Linked DNA regions of Homo sapiens: region 1 is linked to region 2. The links are chromatin loops, found by intact Hi-C in ENCODE. Cell type or tissue: PC-3. All regions are shown on one strand. Links, peaks and the distances in the headings refer to the core of each region. The heading gives the core; the rest is flanking DNA. Region 1 overlaps PLCB4 (phospholipase C beta 4). Region 2 overlaps PLCB1 (phospholipase C beta 1).

Region 1 (10,276 bases), core at 801-8,800, 600 kb before region 2:
GCTTCAGTCCTCTCATCTGAAAAATTGGTGTAATAATACCCATTTCAGAGGCAGAGCTTGCAGTGAGCCGAGATCGCGCCACTGCACTCCAGCCTGGGTGACAGAGCAAGACTCCATCTCAAAAATAATAATAATAATAATAATAATACCCATTTCATCAGGCTGTATACAGGTTAGATAAGGCCATAATGTAAGCTGCCTGGTCCACTGTTGGTACAACGATGGTAGTAATTATTATTAACATTGTTTTCTTGTTAATTTATTCCATTATTTCTGCAGTTTGTTTTACTGGATTATCGTATCAGTAATGCCTTACATATTTTAATTACCATCTATGAAATTTAACTTAAAGGAACTGGTTTTACTGAATAGTCATCTTTTTTGTATCTTAGGAGTATTTTCTTGACCATTTGAAACACAGTTCTATAAATATATTTTTCTTAAATCTTGTTTAGATTTATTATTTGCAAAAACATGTGAAAAAATATAGTAGGCATCACGGCTGACTATATTTTCCAAAGACAGCTGCCGTATCATCTGCCCTCCTCTGTGCTCTTATGCAACGTGACCTTGTCACTCACTCACCCTCTTGAACTTGGATGGGCCCTGAGACTGCTTCGATGAATAAAACATAGAGGAAGTGATACTGCACCAGTTCCAGGCCTAGCTCTTAACTAATTTAGCAGCTTCTGCTTCCTGCCTCTTGAGACACTGGCTCTTAGATGTTCCATCTGGGGGACTTAGCCATCGTGCTATGAGAAGCCCAAGTCACAGAGAGAGGCCACAGGGATACTATGGTCAGTGAGGCCCAGCGGAGCTCCCAGCGTTCAGCCAGCATCCACTGCCAGCATGTGAGTAAGCCGTCCGGGATAACCCACCCAAGGGAACCAGTCAGCCCCAGATGTCATCTGCTGACAAAAGCAGGAGAAACCCAAGGGAGAACCACCAACCTAAGCCCACATGACCCACAGAATTATGACAGAAAATGATAAGGTGTTGTTATAAGCCCCTAAATTTGGGGATGGTTTATTGCATAGTAACAGATGACCATAATAACGAGTATCAACTGAGTAGTATCAGATATCTTTAGCCTCTTAGACCCTCCCTGCCACATAAAACAAATGAAAGTACAGTCATTATGACTTTTCTCTGGGAGTAATGTCAAACCCAAGGACTGGACATGCAACTGAATCACTTATAAAGTCTGTTCCACAGTCAGGAGTCTTTATTAAGGAGTCTTGAATAAGGTTAGTTAATTCTTCCAACTTTTGGATTTTTAGCTCTATGTCTAGCTTTCCTAAAAGAGAATGTCCTCTGATGGATCTGGGCAAAGTAAACTGAAAAGCTTCTGATGTTCACCATTCTAGATGCTATTAAGAAAGAACATTCATGATTTATGGGAAGAGGTAAAAATATCAACGTTCATAGGAGTTTGGGAGACTCCCATGGATGACGCTGAGAGGTTCAAGACTTCAGTGGAGGAAGTCACTGCAGAGGTGGTAGAAAGAGTAAGAGAACTAGAATTTGAAAAGGAGCCTGAACATGGGGCTGAATTGCTGCAATTTCATGATAAAACTTAAACCGATGAGGAGTTGTTTCTTGTGAATGAGCAAAGAAGGTGGTTTCTTGAGATGGAATCTACTCCAGGTAAAGATACTGTGAGCATTGTTGAAATGACAACACAGGATTTAAAATATTACATAAACCTAGTTGAGAAGGCATCACAGCAGGGTTTGAGAGGATTGGCTTCAATTTTGAAAGAAGCTCTGCTCTGGGTAAAGTGTCATCAAATGGCACTGCATGCTACAGAGAAATCTTTTGTGAAAAGAAGGGTCAATTGATGCAGCAAACTTCATTGTTGTCTTATTTTAAAAAATTACCACAGCCAACCCAATCTTTGGCAACTGCCTCCCTGATCACTCAAGGCAAGACCCTCCACAAAAAGATTTCAATATGATGCAGGTTTAGATAATTGTCAGCATTTTTAAGCAATAGGTATTTTTTAATTAAGTTACATTTTTGGACATAATGCTGTTATTGAACACTTACTAGCCTACAGTACAGTGTAAATAATTTCTGTATGCATTGGGAAACAAAAATTCTTGTGAATAATTTTTTTGCAATATTTACTTCATTGTAGTGGTCTAGAACTGAATCTGCAATATTTCCAAGGTATGCCTGTATATAAATCCAAGGCATTGTATAACCAACACAAGTCCTTGTCATTTCGTTCATCAATTCTCATGAAACATAACAAACAAATAATTCTCTAAAATCATCCCCAAACTCTCAAATGACCCATTTACAACTGAACATTATGATTGTTGCTATGTGATCAAAGTAAAAGAGAAGGTAATAGCACATACTCAAATATTTTAAGCAAGACTGCCTTCTTAAAATTATCTAGCTACACAGAGATAATTCTGGTGAGCTGGTTATTTGAAGGAATTTGAACTTGAAATTTTAATACTGGCTTTTAGTTTCTAGTTCACTTTGTGGAGACAAACCAATCATTTGCCTGAGGGTCTCTTAAATTATTTGCCTCTCTACTCTCATCATTAACAGACTCAAGTTCATGTTTTTGTCTATACAAAGGGATTACAAAATGTGCCTTATATTGCTTCCTCTGCCTACTACAGCAAGTGCTTCAGGGATTCTCTGGCTAAGAATTTCTGCTGAATAGCTGAATGGCCAATAGGAAGGGAGATGACAAGGCCATTAAAATTTAGTAGCCAGAAAAAATGGGAAGTGTTTGGCAAAATACCAAGAATACCAAAATATTACTATGAGGAATTAAAACGGCATTATTATATAAAAGGGTCTTCTGAAAGAAATTCCTGGTTTTCTTACTCATTTATTTTTGAAACAAGGCCTCAGTCTGTTGTCCAGCCTGGAGTGCAGTGGTAGGATTACATATAGCTCACTGCAGCCTTGAACCTCTGGGCTCAAGGGATCCTACTGCCTCAGCCTCCCCAGTAGCTGGGACTACAGACACAGGCCACCACGTCTGGCTAATATTTTATTTTTTGTAGACATGGGGTCTCATCTCTACGAAAATGTTGCCCAGGCTGGTCTTGAACTCCTGGGCTCAAGCAATCCTCCCACCTTGGCCTCCCCAAGTGCTGGGATTATGGGCTTGAGCCACTGTGCCCAGCCTGGTTTTCTTATTTAAAAAGTATTTTCAAAGCATGTAACTTAAAATAAAAGCAAACAGCTCACCACTTTCGATCTCCTCTTCATTATCGTCCTCTAAGATGTTTGCTGGGGAGGCAGATTCTCCAGCTTCCATCATGCTTCTCAAAGCTTCCAGCTGTTCTGTTAGCAAAAACACGCAAAGAGATGGTGACAGATGCTAGGTAACATACAAACCCTAGGCCTTGAGATCGACACTGAGGAGGACGTGAAAAGAGAGAAGAAATAGAATGTTCAGGCACCAAGGCACCATGTTTCTAAGGTTCAGCAGTGATCTCTCTCTCGCCATTTCCTGGTGGTCTCGACCTTGTAAGAAACCTGCAACAACCACCTTATATACACATGATGAAGAATTGCGGGGACATGGGTGAAATGCCCAAAATTCTGGTCACCAAGTTTGAGAGGAGGTTCAGTCCTCGTGAAGGATTTAAGGCTAGATAACAAAAGCCCATAATTTGGAGAATCTGGCACAGACCAAGGTTTACGAACAGTTATGGGGAACTGATAGAAAATAGGCAGGTTGGCAACAAAACTTCAGGAAAAAATATTTGCAACTGATTTAATGGGGATTATATCCTACTATACAAAATAAGACTAAATAATTTTTCTATAAGTCAGAAAGATAAAGGTAAACAAAATAATAAAAATGGGAAAACACATAGGGACAAACCACAAATAGTAATATGCAAAAAAGGAGTTATTGAAGACACACAAATAAAAAAACCCCTAAGGTACCAATTTTTTTCTATGAGTTGGACACACATTTAAAAATGGCCAACAGCCAGCATTAAGGATATTGGTGGGAAACAGGCACTCTCATATATGACTGGTGAAGAGTCTAAGGTGGTAGAACTTTCCTAAAAGAAAGCATAACAAACTATATCACAATATAAAATATATATACGTTTTGGCTGAATAACTCTAATTGCACCAATTGATTTCAAGGAGAGGGTTGCACAAACATACAAAATAACATTCAAGCATGTTTATAGTAGTGAAAATCCATCAACTTGGGACTCGTTACATCATGCTATAATAAATGCATACAATTCTATGTCATATATATTAAATTCTATATAGTGTTTCATACATTAGGATTAAAGTTAGTATGTAGATGTATATCCTGCTGATGTAAGTATACTTACTTGGTTAAATTTTAAAAATTTAAACTCAGTATCATTAATATGATCTCAGTCATGTTAAAAATGTGGGTATATATCTACACATGTACATTACGTACATGTGTCTATAGTATATGAATACGTGTATAATATATGTTAGTGCTGTTACTTTCTTACACTTTTCATTGTCTTGATTTTTCTATGGCATTATTGCTTTTGTAATAAAATAAACTGTCATTAACATAATTTAAAATTTTTCATTTAGAATACTTGGGGGGAAAATGAAGTGTAATCATGCCAATATTTGATACCATTAATTCACTGAACTAGGATATACTCTGAAAGAAAATATTTTCAAGGAAATCATCCTGGGAGAATAAAAGGAAACATGTTTATATAAAATCATTTGTCTCTAGATCTCTCTATTCACATATACACAGTCACACACTCATATGTACCTAGTATCCCTAGATAGGTATAGAGCACGGGGCAAACTGAAAAGGGAAACTTATGAGGACTTTAGAGTGTATAAAATTATAAAATGCTGGTTCCTTATATCTTGAGAAATTCTAAAATGCTTCTACTTTCCTCTCAATTTTCCTTGGGCCCTCTCCAAATTCTGGCATTTGAATATATAGATATGCTTTTCCTACTGCATGAATTAATTGATATGGAAATTAAATTTAAATGGAAATGTGGCAATCTTGCTCTGAAAAGTACCTGTAACATCACCCCTACACCCTTCCCCCAAAAATCAGTGGTTTTAAAATAAATTGAATTCTCAACAGCTGAAATGTCCACACATGTTATGTATGCTTCCATTATAAATGTGTGTGTTTCACTTACTTTTTTCAACTTCAGGTTTCAGCCGCTTGTTTTTTATGAGTATTTTTCTTTTGAGGTCATTGGGGGATGGCAAAGCCCTGCCTGGTTCAAGCTAGAGAGAAACAGAAAGAGCTGAATTAAGGAAGGGCTGTGCTTCTCCATTCTCCTTCCCAGTCCAGGAGGAGCCTGGGAGGCCTGGGAGTGATGCAACCCAACACCCACTAGATGGCAGGCGGCACAGCCTTCTGTTTTCACTCCCCAACCCAAATTAGCACACCCATTGAGCTTTTCCTTAGACTAGTGCTGCAAACTTGAAATCCACATAGTTTCCAGAGGTGTGCAGAGCTGCTCCAACCTCCCCAGTGGAGCAGGGGTCTGGCCTGGGATGTGCCGGGGAGGGGTTCCTGCTCCCCAGAGGGCCTTGCACCTTTTAAGTATCTGGTAAAGTGCAAGGGACAATTGTGATGGCTGGGTTCAGAATTAGCTTTCCCAAGTGAGAGGCCCCCCAGATCCCCCCAAGTGTCAGGCTGTATAGTAAGCCTGTCTGCTGAGTAGGCTGACCCAACCCTCAACACTTGAGATTGTGGTTTTGTGGTTTTGTAGGTTTGATAAGGGAATCAAGAAGGGAGTTGTTCCAATTCCTGGAATCTGAACTTGACTACAGCATCATTTGCTTAGATTTATATCTGCAAAGGAGGTGCCCCTGTATGCTATCACCTCTGGTCTACAGAACCGTCCTGTATCTAGTCTTCCATTCCCCATTCCTCCACCCATCTCTCTATATGCCCACCCACCCACCCCTCCACCCATCCATTCATTTTCAAAACTTGCTTTTATACTACTTATTATATGTAAGGCACTGTGCACTCATATGTCTGTCTTGCCTCAAATAAAACCCTTTGTTGAAATGCTGTTTCCTTCCAGCAGCGTGGTATAACTGGCCCATTCCCCAGTGATCTCTCTTGTACCAGGACACCTCCAACAAATAAAGCACCATACGCCATCTTCTTTTCTAGTTATGTGTTCACATTTGTGTCCTGCTCCCACTCCCAAGGTTGAAAGCTCTTTAGCTTTTGGAGCAGGTCTTATTCCCATTTATATTACCCATGCTTCCCCAGACACCTGTCCTGTATTCAAAGGAGAATAGGGTCTTGAGGCAGGGAATATAAGGCCTATTCATGCTGACTTCCTAGAACTAAATCAAATGGAAACACTTCAGCTATGACAGGAAATATCCTCTCCATTTACAAAGGATGTACACCAAGTAAATGACTTTATAACTTTACTTCATCCTATTCATTTACATAGACCGGACACCAAGTAACCAATGGAAACCTCTAGAGGGTATTTAAACCCCAGAAAATTCTGTAACAGGGCTCTTGAGCCCCTCTGCTCAGGCTGCTCCCACCCTGTGGAGTGTACTTTCATTTTCAATAAATCTCTGCTTTTGTTGCTTCATTCTTCCCTTGCTTTGTTTGTGCATTTTGTCCGATTCTTTGTTCAAGATGCCAAGAACCTGGACACCCTTCAGCTGGTAAAAGTATGTGCACATCACTTCACTAAGAATACAGTGAACTTTCCACAAAAGCAATCACCTTAACCTAATCAGAAAGATAAATGGAGGGCCTAGGTAAAAACAAATAAAATAAATCAGAGCTGTTTCTTAGTTTGGGTTCCCTTAAAATCAGCCTCAGAGAAAAGTAGTATTGCACCAGGTCGTCTACTTGGAAGGAAACTCCAACAGAGGTGTGGGAAAGTGAGAAAAAGAAGACAGGCAGCTCATCAAGGGTGTGTTATCACTGCAGCCAGCTGGAGCACGATCCTGCTGGGAAACCCTGGAAGGCAGAGAAGAGCAGGTGCTCAGGGTTATCCCACCTCGGGAGGGATGAAGCATGGGATAGGGGTGATAATTCCCTGGCACTGCTGGTCTTTCATGTGTGGCAGAGCAGGCTCCAGTGACCAGAGCTCACTCTCAGGCAAAAAGCTGTGGATGTTGGCAGTGGAAAGTCAGGCCAGTGTTCAGGGAAACAGGAGGCACTGCAAGGATATGGGCAGGTCACCTGCAGCAACTGCTTCTGCAAGTTCGAGGGAAGAAGGAAGGGGGACAAAGGATACAGATATCCTTGTCTCTCATATTTTTTTTCAGTTCCCATAGACACACTTCTGAAAAGAACCTCATAAAGTGTTTACATGTAGCACAAAGCACCTTCCTGCTGTCATTTGCTGTGATGTTCTTCTGCCACTACCTCATGCTACCAGGTTTGAGCCCATCAGGTGCTGCTGTCAATAGCAGGTCTTTCCACTTTGATTTCATTAGCTGCCTTGGAGCTCATAACATCTTGTGATTGTGGATCTTAATCTCTTGGAGGTCATGGATCCTTATAAAAATGTGATTAACTCTCTAGAATGAGTATATACAAAAAAATTGCATGCAATTAGAATGAATTCACAGATCTCATAAAGCCTATCTATGGAGCACAGGTTAATGTTCTTTGCTTTATGAAGAAATTAGCAGGTTTAACATGAAGTTCAAAAATGTATGTGCAACATTACTCAGTGATTTATTTTGGAGTTAGGAACATGAACTTCAGGATGTCGTGACATCAATCCAGGGCACTTTCCACAGCATGAGCCTCCCATGGGTTCTGAATACCGGGTGCATATACAGTTCACCTGGAGGGCTTTTAAAACACCATGCTCAGGGCTGACCCTGCATCAATTAAATCAGTCTCCAAGTGGGGCCCTGGCACAGGTGTTTTTAACAGTTTTGTAGGTGATTCTAACATGTAACTGAATTTGAGAACAACTGACCTGAATCTGGACTCTTGGCCTGGGTGCTTTATGAAACTTTAAGACTGAGATCTGAAAACCATAAGACCCAAAGATCCTCCAAATGAAATTGAACCAGATGTTTATTTTGTGTCTCTTTACATCCCTCTGAAGCATGATGTAAGCTTTCCGTACCAAAGAATTTAAATAAATATGAAGATCTTTAGCATTAGTCCTCTAGTACTACTTGACCCTTCAGAAATTTTCAAAACAAATCCATTCATGCTAGAAATATGGTTTGTTAAAAATACATACTGGATGTGATTCAAGTGCTTGTTTCAACAGGAGATCCCCAAATAGATCTTCGCAATATTTGGACATCTTGTACTGTTGATATTTGCTGGAGAGAAAAAAGTGGCATTTGTAAATTCAAACACCCATTAACCGTCCAAGAATAAGAAACACCCATTACTAGGCAATTAAAGATTCTCACTTGGCAAAATGCATTATTGTCCTCTTAATGCTAATGTGAGATGTATCAAAAACTTTAACTGGTATAATTTTAAAAGAAGGAGAAGGAGATTCTGTTCCAAAACTAAGAGCTGGAAAGAAGAATAAAAAATGTCTTTCAAGTTCATCAAATCTGATTTCAAATATACTGTCAAATCTTCCAGCTCAATGGAACTTTAAGTAAGGTGTCCCAATCTCTGAACTTTTATTTGGAACAAGTATTTCTGAAACACATTAAAATGATTTGGTTTGGGGGGACAAGGGTGGTTTTTTGTCGTTTTTTCCTTTTTTTGTTGTTTTTTGCTTTGCATAAGAGTAGGTGCCCTTGCTGGAGAATTATTTGAACTTAGTACTTCACAAAACAAACTATTCAGCTATTTAAAAAGTTGTAGAGCAGGAGTGGGCATTAGGGGTTAGGAAACAATACCACATAGAGACTTGTGGCAGAATGGATCATTATACCTGCAGTGATTTTCAAAGGAGAGAATTACAGGATATTCTGATGTGACAAATGCAGTTTCCTTGATGGCTTGAATTACATCCTTTAAAAACAAAAAAAAACGTTAATGAGAGAAAAGAGCAAAAAAATTAAGGCACCCAAAACTATTCAGAGACTATTAATTGAGTCTTTCAGAAAGTCAATTCCAGCAATTCAGACCTGGAGCCCCCATCTACCTTGACACCTCTAAAGGTTGAGTTCCCTGTGGTTATAGCCAGGGTGCAGTTAATGGTTAATGACAATTTTTTAAGCTATCTTTTACTTCTCCAGAATTATGGTGCTATTAACTTACAAGAGATTTCACCTAAATGGCATGCCAGTCTGTGGCTTGTTAATCTGCCAGGCCAGGAGTTCAGAGTCCACCTTTCTTCTTGAGGAGCAGGTGATCTCTGGCACAGAGGTTTTCACTCCCGACCACTGTATGACTCCTCCCCACCTCATGCAGAAAAGTGTGGGTAGTAACCTCAGGACTGCTGGAGGCTTTCACTGACTTTCCTCTGTGTTTGGAAATCAGTCTTGGGCTATACTTCATTAACTTGATGTAGACCTCTGTGTACTAAAGTGACATTTGCAGTATCCCTTGTTTCCTATTAGCCTGGTTACAAGGCCGGGGGAAGGGGTTCTCGTTGGTCAAGCAACATGTAAGTGAAACATAGAAGTGTTCTTGACCCCCCATCTGTAACACAGAACTTAATTACAGAAAACAACATTTGAAGGAGCTAAACATAATCTTCCCTTTCACTATTCTCCATGAAATAGGAGAGGCTTTAAGAGATGGTTGGCCCCGTCTCTGCTTAGCTTTAGAAAGAAAGGCTTCAAACCAGCACTTCTACAACCGGAGCATCATATTTGGTAAAAATCCCCAAATTCTTACTGGTTTGTAGCTAATCACAGGGCAAATCTCATCATTCAGTTAATCAGAAAAATATTTCACAATAGTTATCTAGGCAAATCCATTTGACATGATAAAGCCCAAGGTTAGATAATCTTGAAATATTTTATTGAGGCATTCCTTGTGGCTGAGGTAGTCATTTAGTTATTCTTCCTGGCTATGCAAATTCATGGCTTCCCACTTGAATATACTCTTGGTACATATCAAGAAGTATTATCTTGAATTCATTGCTGGTCAAAACTCTCCAATATCTTGGCTAAGAGAAATACTATGCATAGCATCTAGACATCTGCGTGTGTGTGTATGTGTGTTTTTTTTGAGACAGAGTCTCGCTCTGTTGCTGAGGCTGGAGAGCAATGGCATGATCTGGTTTCACTGCAACCTCTGCCTCCTGTGTTCAAGCAATTCTCCTGACTCTGCCTCAGCTGGGATTACAGGTGCATGCCACCACACCAGCTAATTTTTGTA
Region 2 (10,276 bases), core at 644-8,643:
AGCAAAGTGATCAATAAACATTGGCATATTCACAACAGACTCAAGGCAACTTGTGACTAACCGTGTTTTCTTTTCTTTTTTTTTTTTTTTTTGAGACAGGGTGGTCTCACTCAGTCGCCCAGGCTTGAATGCAGTGGCGCGATCTCGGCTCACTGCAACCTCCGCCTCCCGGGTTCCAGTGATTCTCCTGCCTCAGCCTCCCAAGTAGCCGGGACTACCAGCGCCCACCACCACACCTGGCTAATTTTTGTATTTTGGTAGAGATGGGGTTTCCCCATGTTTCCTACTGGCTTTGGCAAACCCAGGTATGGAAATCCCCAGGAAACCAATTATTTCACTGAGTCAGAAGACTGGCCAGTGTTTACTGCGTCCATCTTGAAAATTCTACCACTATGGATTTCATAAAAAGCCACAACTCAAACAAAACTGAAACCCACATACACTCAAGGACTGAATCGAATATCTCATTGCTAGAAAACATGCAGTCGAATGTTTCTCCAGAATTCAGAACTCTACTGGAAAGGAGCCAAGTATTCCCTTCTAAGAGTGTCTCTTGTTGTTTATAACATAATAAGTTTCCATGGGACTTATGTGCAGCAATGTACAACATCATTTTGTGTCAAATTGAGGCCAAAATATTTTATTGTACAAGTTGCTTCGAGGGACCACCTACTTCTGTTTTCCCCAATGCCCTCAAAATTACCTACAAAATGAATAAACTAATTGAATCTCTTTTTTCATAGGGAAAAAATGAACTCTCCACATGAAAAGATCCTAGTGCATGTCACAAAGTGGGACAATCTAAAATAAACTTTTCCAGTGTGACTGGCCACATTTGGTCCCCTACCAAATAGCGACCAGAAAGACTTAAGGTCCCAGCTCACATGCAGAATTGAAACAAATTTTTAGCCTGATTTTGATTGAGGCATATTCTCCTATGACTGCTATTGCAGGATGGTAAAAATGTTGGGAACTCTAGATGACATGCCCATTGTTGAGTAAACTGCTAGCAAAGTCACACTTTGAATGAGGTTTCATGTGTAGTTTGCTCTAAATTGAGCCAGAATAAATACTTCTTTGCCACTGAAAAACTGTTAACTTTGAGCCATTGGCTTTTCAAATTTCTTTTGCTGAAAGATTTACAAAATATCTGTTTGTTACTTTCAAAGGAGTTGTTTATTTACCAATGGCTTAGAAAATTATATTGATATGATTTTCTAAGTTGATCAAGGTTCAGAATAGCTCAAAATAGTAATATCCCAGAGCAAACAGTAATGTAAAAAAAGAGCTTCCTCCCTGTTAAGACAAGATTAGGAACATGAAACACACTATTACATTAGTTAGAATAAGTGGATGAAGAGAAAGTAAATTATTATATACAACAACATGGTGAAAGAAATGGAAGAACAGGAAGAAATATGATGTCATGTAGCCTATACATACTTTTGGTGTCTGCAAAAACTTAGCTATGATCACTTTCTAGTTAAAAAACTTCATCCCATCTTGTTGCAGGAAGTCAGGGACCCCATATGGAGGGACCGGCTGAAGCCATGGCAGAAGAACGTGGATTGTGAAGATTTTATGGACATTTATTAGTTCCCCAAATTAATACTTTTATAATTTCTTACGCCTGTCTTTACTGCAATCTCTAAACATAAATTGTAAAGATTTCATGAACACTTATCACTTCCCCAATCAATACCCTTGTGATTTCCTATGCCTGTCTTTATTTTATTCTCTTAATCCTGTCAGCCGAGGAGGATGTATGTCACCTCAGGACCATGTGATAATTGCATTAACTGCACAAATTGTAGAGCACATGTGTTTAAACAATATGAAATCTGGGGCACCTTGAAAAAAGACCAAGACAACAGCAATGTTTAGGAAACAAGAGAGATAACCTTAAACTCTGACCGCTGGTGAGCCGGGCAGAACAGAGCCATATTTCTCTTCTTTCAAAAGCAAATGGGAGAAATATCGCTGAATTCTTTTTCTCAGCATGGAACATCCCTGAGAAAGATAATGTGCGCCTGCGGGTGGGTCTCTAAACTGGCCCCCCGGGCATAGCTGTCTCTTACTGTTGAGGCTGCAGAGATGCAATAGACTCCAGTCTCCCATAGTGCTCCCAGGCTTATTAGGAAGAGGAAATTCCCACCTAATAAATTTTGGTCAGACCAGTTGATCTCAAAACGCTGTCTACTGATAAGATGTTATCAATGACAATGGTGCCCAAAACTTCATTAGCAATTTTAATTTTGCCTCGGTCCTGTGGTCCTGTGGTCCTGTGATCTCGCCCTGCCTCCACTTGCCTTGTGATATTCTATTACCCTGTTAAGTACTCGTCTGTCACCCACACCTATTTGCACACTCCCTCCGCTTTTGAAAATCTCTAATAAAAACTTGCTGGTTTTTGCGGCTTGTGGGGGCATCACGGATCCTACCAACGTGTGATGTCTCCCCCGGACACCCAGCCTTAAAATTTCTCTCTTTTTTACTCTGTCCCTTTATTTCTCAAGCCAGCCGATGCTTAGGAAAAATAGAAAAGAACCTACGTGAATATCGGGGCAGATTCCCCGATACCATCTGTAAATTAGTTGAGGGAGGAACTCTATTCTCCTCAGTAACCTGTGGCAAAGTTTGGCATGGTTTCTTCTTCATAAGAAGGTTACAATTGTCTTTAATATTACCTGCTGCAATGTCAGCTCACGTTCCTCATCCAAAACCCAGTAATGGAACCATTCATAAAGTTCTAGATGTCACGAAATCACTCTGTTTTCTTATCTGACTGAATGGAACTGACTCCGTGGACTTGTTTTAGAGATACTATTGATCAGTTTCATTTCCTTGGGTTGTTCCTTGTTTTGTTTCTGCTTTTGCTAATTTCCCTCATGTCTATGTCAAGATTCAAAGCCTGTTTCAGTACTAGATGTGGAGAGGGATTATTTCAAAGCCAGTGTTACTGTATTTTCCATCCATGCCCCACAGTTACAGGAGCATCAGCGACTGCTATGCTGGCCTGGCCTCTCCTCACCACCCATTTATTAATACCTACTTTGCTGTCCTGTGCTTTGGTCTTTCTTCACATGTCTCACACTTGATTTTGTTCTTTTACTCTACTGTCTATTGCTGCTCCTGTTGTCATTGTCATTTCCCTTTATTAACCACCATGTCCTACAATGTTAACAGTCATGATTTATTATTTTATTAATAAAATCACAGCTTTAAGGCACAACGTTTTTAAGCCATGAAGAAAAACCCTCAAGAAATGCTTTAGTTTGACATGGAACCAACAATCTTCATGGGCAACCTTCAAATCCAGACACAAAAAGATGGTCATGGAGCAACCTCATGGAAGAAAAGCACAGAGGAATTCATCATGGTACCTATTTACAATAAAAAACGCAGACAATAGAACTACTAAAAATTCATAGAAACACTTCAGATCTCTTTCCAAGGGGCCAGAAAGGAAGAAACAAAAAATTGTTATAAACATGGCTGTAACGTACACTGTATGTAACCTGTCTACCCAGTTGCTATTTCCCCTCTATTTCTTTGATGATAAAATATCAGTTTTGTTCAGGTACCTGATGACCATGGAACTGAGGAAAACTGAACTCTCTCTAGCCTTGTGAGTGAATCTTAATTACTCTAAGCCAATCATGAAAGTGATACCCTACTGCCCATGATTGGTTTAAGAATGGGAATATGAGGCCATTGTACCCAATGAGGAAACACCAGCTAGAGGGGATGTAGGAAGGTTTTTCTCAATCCTAGAAAGGGTTACAAAATGAAGACATTTGCTGCACGTCCTTTGAGTGGTTTCATGTAAGGTTATGATGTGTGGAGCTAGGGCAGCCATCTCATGACTGAGTTCACGGTCTGGATCTAGAAGGCAACAACAGTGGAAATTCTAAAAATACCTGGAGATGAAATTGTTAAGCCACTAAATTAATCACTGTTACAACTGTAGTACCTCTGAATTTCCAGTAACGTGGCTTACTAAATACTATAACTGTTGAAGCCAGTTTTAATTGGGCTTATTGTAAAATTGCAGCTGAATGCACCCTGACTGTTAATAAATCAGCCAAAAGTTATTAGTTCTTTTCATGTCCAGTTATATCCAGGGAAGAAGTTTAAGGGTGCTTCCACATTTACTGAGGTTGATTTTAATCATGATGACCTAGAGCAGTAACAAGAAAATCTTTGTATGGGTTACTGATACTGAGAGTTATATAATTTAAACACATTAATGATTTTACATTCACATTTTATCTGTAAGTAAAATAGTTAACATTGTTGAACCAAAACACGCATGAAAAAAAAAAGCAAAATGAAACTCTGAAAAGAACCATATTACCTAAATTTTTTTGAAATACAAAAACTAGCTGAGCCATCAACCATAAGCAAATTCTATTATGTCAGTGTACAAAGTAATGACAAATTTAAAACCAGACAGCATAGATTAGAAATGTATGTATCTGAATATATCACCTGAGACTGATTATTATTAAAGTGTTTCTTAAATTTCAGTCAAACTGGATCTTTTGCTCTAAATAATTTGAGCATTTTAAAAAGATCAATTCTGATTGGAAAGTATAGCAATTTCTGAAATTATGTTAAAATTTATTCCACTTTATTAGTGCATAATCAACCTGAGAGGGTGGCTGAGAAGATCTACATTATATGTTTATAGGAGAAACGTAAGAATTAGCACCATATCTAAGTAATTATTAATTCTTGCTTGAGAATCTATATTGCCAACCCTAAAAACTTAGAAATTAAAAATATTAAATAAATGTCTTATATAATAAATATGAAAGCATAAGAGCACAAAGAACCATGAAAATATATTTAGAATTATCCATAAGAAATCTATAAGAAGTAAACTGGTGAATGAAACATACAATTAAATAAAACTAACGTTTTTTAACTTTTAGGACTCGAGAAATGCTTGTGTGGAATGGCAGTACTTTTTAGAGTAGATATTTTAAATTGAAAATAGAAGCGCAGGAAAATTGAAAAACACAATTTCCACAAACAGAAAACTATTCAGTGATGAATCAAAATGGAAGGAATGTTCTAAAACTGAGATGCCATTTGGTAACCTCAAAGTATTTGATCTACAGATACTCAGTTCATTCAAAGTTAATATTCATAAGACAATTAATTTTAACCAAACAATGAACATAAGATAATTTTAAAGCAGAGCCCCAATCAACTGTTACTATGGGAAACAAAAGATTTGCTTTTCTCTGATTTATGAGACTATTTTGCTAGATAAAAACCAAAGTGATTTTGGTGCAGGGCATCCTCTGCTGGACAGAGGGTGGCATTACAACATTACATCAGCTATTTAGAACTGACGTTTACTTAGTAGTACCCAAACTGAAGGTTTGGTTAGTCTCTGATTCTCCAGGGGAAACGGACTATAAAAATACCTTTGTCTGAGCCATACCCCAGATTAGTTAAAGCCAAATCTCTGGGGCTGGGTTCTGCATATTTGCAGTTTTTAAAAGCTCACCAGGTGATGATAAATGCTTACTGAATATTGCTATATTTTTTCCTTCATTGAGAAAGATACATGAGTTTCATATGCAAGAACTGATCTGAGACTGTGTACAAGGTACTTATGTAAACCAGGAAGGTTTTACTCTTACTAAATGGAAATCAAATAAAATAATTGTTCATTTTAATTCAGTTCCGTTTACCTTGGGCTTTTCATCCAGGATCTGCTGACGTATTTCCTTGTGTTTCTCTACGAGTTTTTCTTGCCGTTTACTTTGCGCTTCTTCTAGCTATAAGAAAGTTACAAGAAACATTACTTTCATCTAAACATTTAAAAGTGCACGTTTTCAGAAAATACCGAAAGCTTTTCAGATCTATGGCTTACATTTGATTATTTGATCTCCTGATCAAGAACTACACTTACAAGTATAGGAAACTGTAGTAAGTGTTGAAGCTAGGTGACAGAAACATAAGGGTGGGAGGTGGTGATCAATGGACTGCACTGTTCTTACCTTTTTATAAATATGTAAACATTTCTATGACATTAAATTGGAAAAAAAAAGGACAGCCCTTCGAGGTTGCCATCATCTCTATCATTGATGACAATTAAAGGTTCTTTTGGGAACACTATCATTTACAATATGTTTCTGGGCTCTTGACTTTGGAAATGACTTGACTCTATTTTTAGATGAATCCTTTTACAAAGTGGTTTGCAATTCAACTTGCAGAAATGTTGATTAAGGAGTGCCCACCCTGTGAAACAGCTCTGCTAGGTGCTAGTGATAAAAAGTTATGGCAAGGCATGACATTTCCTTCCAGAAGCTCACAGCGAGCTCACCAAATGTTCACACATGTTTTGCAAAGGAGAGAGCGTGATGAGCCCACATACCCTCTTGATATACTGCACCACTTCCTGGATATATGACCGGATCATCTCTGTCTTCTCCCTAAAAGCAAATGATGAATACATCATTATACCAATTCATCCAGAATTGACAAATGGTAATCTCAGACTTCTAGATAAAAGGTTACAGAACTCTCAACATTCTTTTTCTTTTTTCCTTATTTTTATCTATTTATTTATTGGAGACAAGGTTTCGCTCTGTTGCCCATGGTAGAGTGCAGTGGCACCATCATGGCTCACTGAAGCCTTGACCTCCCATGCTGAAGCCATCCTCCAGCCTCAGCCTTCTGAGTAGCTGGAAATATAGGTGTGCACCACCACACCCAGCTAATCTTAAAATTTTTTTGTAGAGACAGAGTCTCCCTGTGTTGCCCAGGCCCCTATTGAACTCCTGGCCTCAAGCAATCCTCCCACCTAGGCCTTTCAAAGTGCTGAGATTACAAGTGTGAGCCATAGCAACATTCTTATTACTGCTACAAGGAAGGTATAATCTGCCAGCCTTTGGACAAAGGTCAGGTTCCTCCCAAGGCACAGGCTCTGTTTTCACTAAATGCCAGGAAGATTATGGGTAGGAAGTGAGGATTTAGCCTTTCCCTGAGGGAAGCTCTTTGCTTACTCTTTATCTAAAAGGCCCTGGGTGTGCCTCACTCCTTTATTGAACCAGTCTTTGCTTGAGCCTTCCCTGTTAAAAACCTTACCAAAAGAATCTTTTGAAAGGCTGACTAGAGGAGAAACTTCACGAAGGAGTCTTTGACTGGTTATGAACCTGTGACTCTGACGTACAAAATAAAATAATTCCCAGATGAACTGTTTGGGAGAGGGGACACTTTTGACTTACTCTTCCATCTGACTTTTGTCTTTGGATTTAGCTTCTGTTATCTTCTCCTGCCTCTTTTTATCCATTTTCTTCTTTAATTCTTTCTTTTCTCTGAAGTCACAATGGAAGTAAAAGAGAAAAAAGAGGCAAATCAGATGGGAATTTGTGTTGAATAAATTCAGATGCACATGTCAATTGTAATGGGAATGAGGGCTTACTTCTCACAGATTTCTTTGAGCTTCTTTAACTGATTGTTCTGACACTCTTCTGCGACATCCGTCAACTTTTGAATAAGCTGGAAAAAGAAAATGTCAGTTTGCTATTTCAAATGATTGCAAACAGAGCTTCCTTCCCACCTCCCTCAAACAACAGAATCTATAGTTAGAATATCTGTGATGGATGTTTCACAATAGTTAAAGTTGTCAGACATCTAACATTGGCAATGAGGACAATTTAGAACCATCATATTATCTAGGCTTATGGGTTTTAATATGAAATTCTTCTTATTATCTCTTTTTAATTAAACAGAATTCATTAGATTGTTGTGGCAGTTATTATAGCCCAGCTCAGTGCAAAGACAACTTACAGTGTAGAACCTGGTTCCAATCTCTACCCTAAGACTTATTAAAAGTGAAATTTGGGGCAAGACCCTACATTTTCAGAACCTACATTTTCTCAGTTGATCACTGTCTTTATGTCTTTGGAGGTGCTGTGAAGCTCAAAATAAAAATAAGTATGACACAAATGTAAGTTATAATCAACAGCAAGTTATAATTCTTGGCTCACAACTATCATTCATTGTTGAATTGCTTTGAGGATAACATGAGTTTCCCATCTTAGAAGTTGACATTTATGTTCTTGCGTGGGTAATTTCCAGTAGATATAAAGAACATCAGAAATTCTCTTTGTGCTTTCAATGAACTGTCACTACATCACTGTGAACGCAAGTATTTATTGTCATACATCTATTATCAAATCAAGCCCCAAGGGGGCATCAATTGTGTTTTTGTATCCTTGGTATTCTGCACAATTCCTAATATTCACTTGATGCCCAGTAAGTGTTTGCCAATTACATAAAGGTAATTGTGCCTGGTAATCTTTTCCTTTTTTCCTCATGAGGAACCTGGAGAACCTTCTGCAAGGTTTTCAGGTGGCTGTAGCAACTGGACTCAACCCTTCTTACTGGAGCACCCAATAGACAGTGTGGACATCCTCTGAAAGCCCCCACTGCTTTTCCCATAGATGGAGATTCTCTTTCCCAAAAACATATAAGGCAAGCTGAGTTGACTAGTCTTCTATAAGTGGCAGCTGTAATAGTGACAAGACAAATCATAATACCACAAACTTTTGAGACAGCCAAGTATAAGGGAGTCCCCGGAAAAACTGCAACGGGCCTGCTCACTGGGAGGAATGCACACTGAGGTGGAGCCACAGAAATCCACCCCATTTGCAGCAGGGAGGAGCCTGGCCACTCCTCTTCCTGGGTGGAACTTGGAATTCAATCTGCAAGGTGGGAAGCACACTAGCAGGGACTCCAGCCTTGTGGAGATAACCTGTTTCCCTCTTTTCCTTTCAACACAATAAAACCCTGTCCTCCTCACTCTTCAAATTGCCTTCAAGCCTAACTTTTTGTGGCCATGTGACAAGGAACCCGTCTTTAGCTGAACTAAGGATAGGGTCCTACAACACTTTAACTGATAATTTCTATATGTCAGGCCTAGTTTTAAAAGATTCACATGTGGCTGGGCACAGTGGCTCACACTTTAATTCCAGCACTTTGGGAGGCCGAGGCAGGTGGATCGCTTGAGGTCAGGAGTTTGAGACTAGCCTGGCCAACACGGTAAAACCCTGTCTCTACTAAAAATACAGAAAGTTAGCCAGGCCTGGTGGTGGGTGCCTGTAATCCCAGCTACTTGGGAGGCTGAGGCAGGAGAATCACTTGAATCCGGGAGGTGGAGGTTGCAGTGAGCCGAGATTGCACCACTGCACTCCAGCAACTCTGGGCACACTCTAGGCAACAAGAGCAAAACTCTGTCTCAAAAAAAAAAAAAACAAAAAAGATTCACATGTATTTATTTAATTCTGAGAATTGCCCTATGCGGTTGGTGTTATTATTTTTGTTTTACATAAGAACACGCTGACACATCTGGCTCAAGTCCTGGGCTCAGGGCCCCAAAGCTGGTAAGTGGCTGAGATGGGTACAAACCCAGACAAATAAGGTTCCATGGCTTGCAAGAGAATTACGATACGGAATCCACATTCGTTTAAAATTATCATGAAATTTGATGCATTCATCTGTGAAGTGGATTAAATCTGAACAAATATTAACTAGGACTTGGGCCAGCAGAAAGCCTATTTGATCATTCAAAAGGGATTGCCTAATCATGATTATCACAATTAAAGAAATCATGAGGCATTACTTTGTAGTCATGCCATTTATCAAGCTGTCTAGATGTAAAATTCCAGTGTGCAAAGACTCTGGCCATTTCCTTGGGGTCTCCTGCAACGTCTCTATTTAGCTGAAAGTGTCCTCTCACTAGCACCTTCCCTTCCCTAGAGGGCTTTTCTCCTCTTCCAACCACTTGAAGGAGTTACAGAGAGTTATCCAGGGATCACCTTCCTTGGCTGCAACATCAGAATCATGTGGGGGAACTTCTTAAAAATACAGATTCCAGGACCTATGGACTCCAAATGTCTAGGGGTAGGGCCTGGGAATCAATATTCTCAAAATCTCCTGAGGTGATTTGGATGCTTTGTGCCAGACTTGAAGTGGGAGGTTGTCTTGGTGGACCCTCCCTCATTCTACAAGCCACTGCTAAGTCTCCCAGCAACTCTTTTGAATTCAGTAACAATTATATTCCTGTTTCCATGTCCTCATCTCTATCATTCACCTGACTTCAGAATATTTTCTTGATTATGCCAGCATCTGCTCACATGTGCTGTTTCCCTTCCGCCTACTGCCTTTATCCTCAGCAGCATCGGCCTCCAGTCAATATTGAGACTAAGCTGGAGAACTCACAGACCTTCTGCCCACTCAGTTCTGACTTTTA

Evidence for each region. A loop is a pair of places that touch in the nucleus more often than their neighbours do. Peaks named below come from ENCODE experiments on the same cell type or tissue, not always from the same donor. Only the 100,000 strongest peaks of a DNase experiment are listed, where the experiment ranks them.
Region 1: a loop joins it to region 2, with 15 times the contacts of the local background. A loop is called at or near these places in 23 of 110 quality-filtered maps.

What each region holds. Positions count from the first base shown.
Region 1 is chr20:9,388,562-9,398,837 of GRCh38, reverse strand. PLCB4 (phospholipase C beta 4) reads right to left here. Exons shown (of 40, transcript NM_001377142.1): 16 at 8,880-8,959; 17 at 8,223-8,307; 18 at 5,160-5,250; 19 at 3,220-3,315. Among named protein-coding and RNA genes, the nearest start is that of LAMP5, 120 kb to the left of the region's middle. In PC-3, for the core only: a CTCF peak has its summit at 5,365 (motif pointing right); a DNase peak (open chromatin) is centred at 5,367.
Region 2 is chr20:8,785,694-8,795,969 of GRCh38, reverse strand. PLCB1 (phospholipase C beta 1) reads right to left here. Exons shown (of 32, transcript NM_015192.4): 28 at 7,445-7,521; 29 at 7,248-7,337; 30 at 6,395-6,452; 31 at 5,709-5,795. Among named protein-coding and RNA genes, the nearest start is that of RNU105B, 40 kb to the left of the region's middle. In PC-3, for the core only: a CTCF peak has its summit at 5,312; a DNase peak (open chromatin) is centred at 5,319.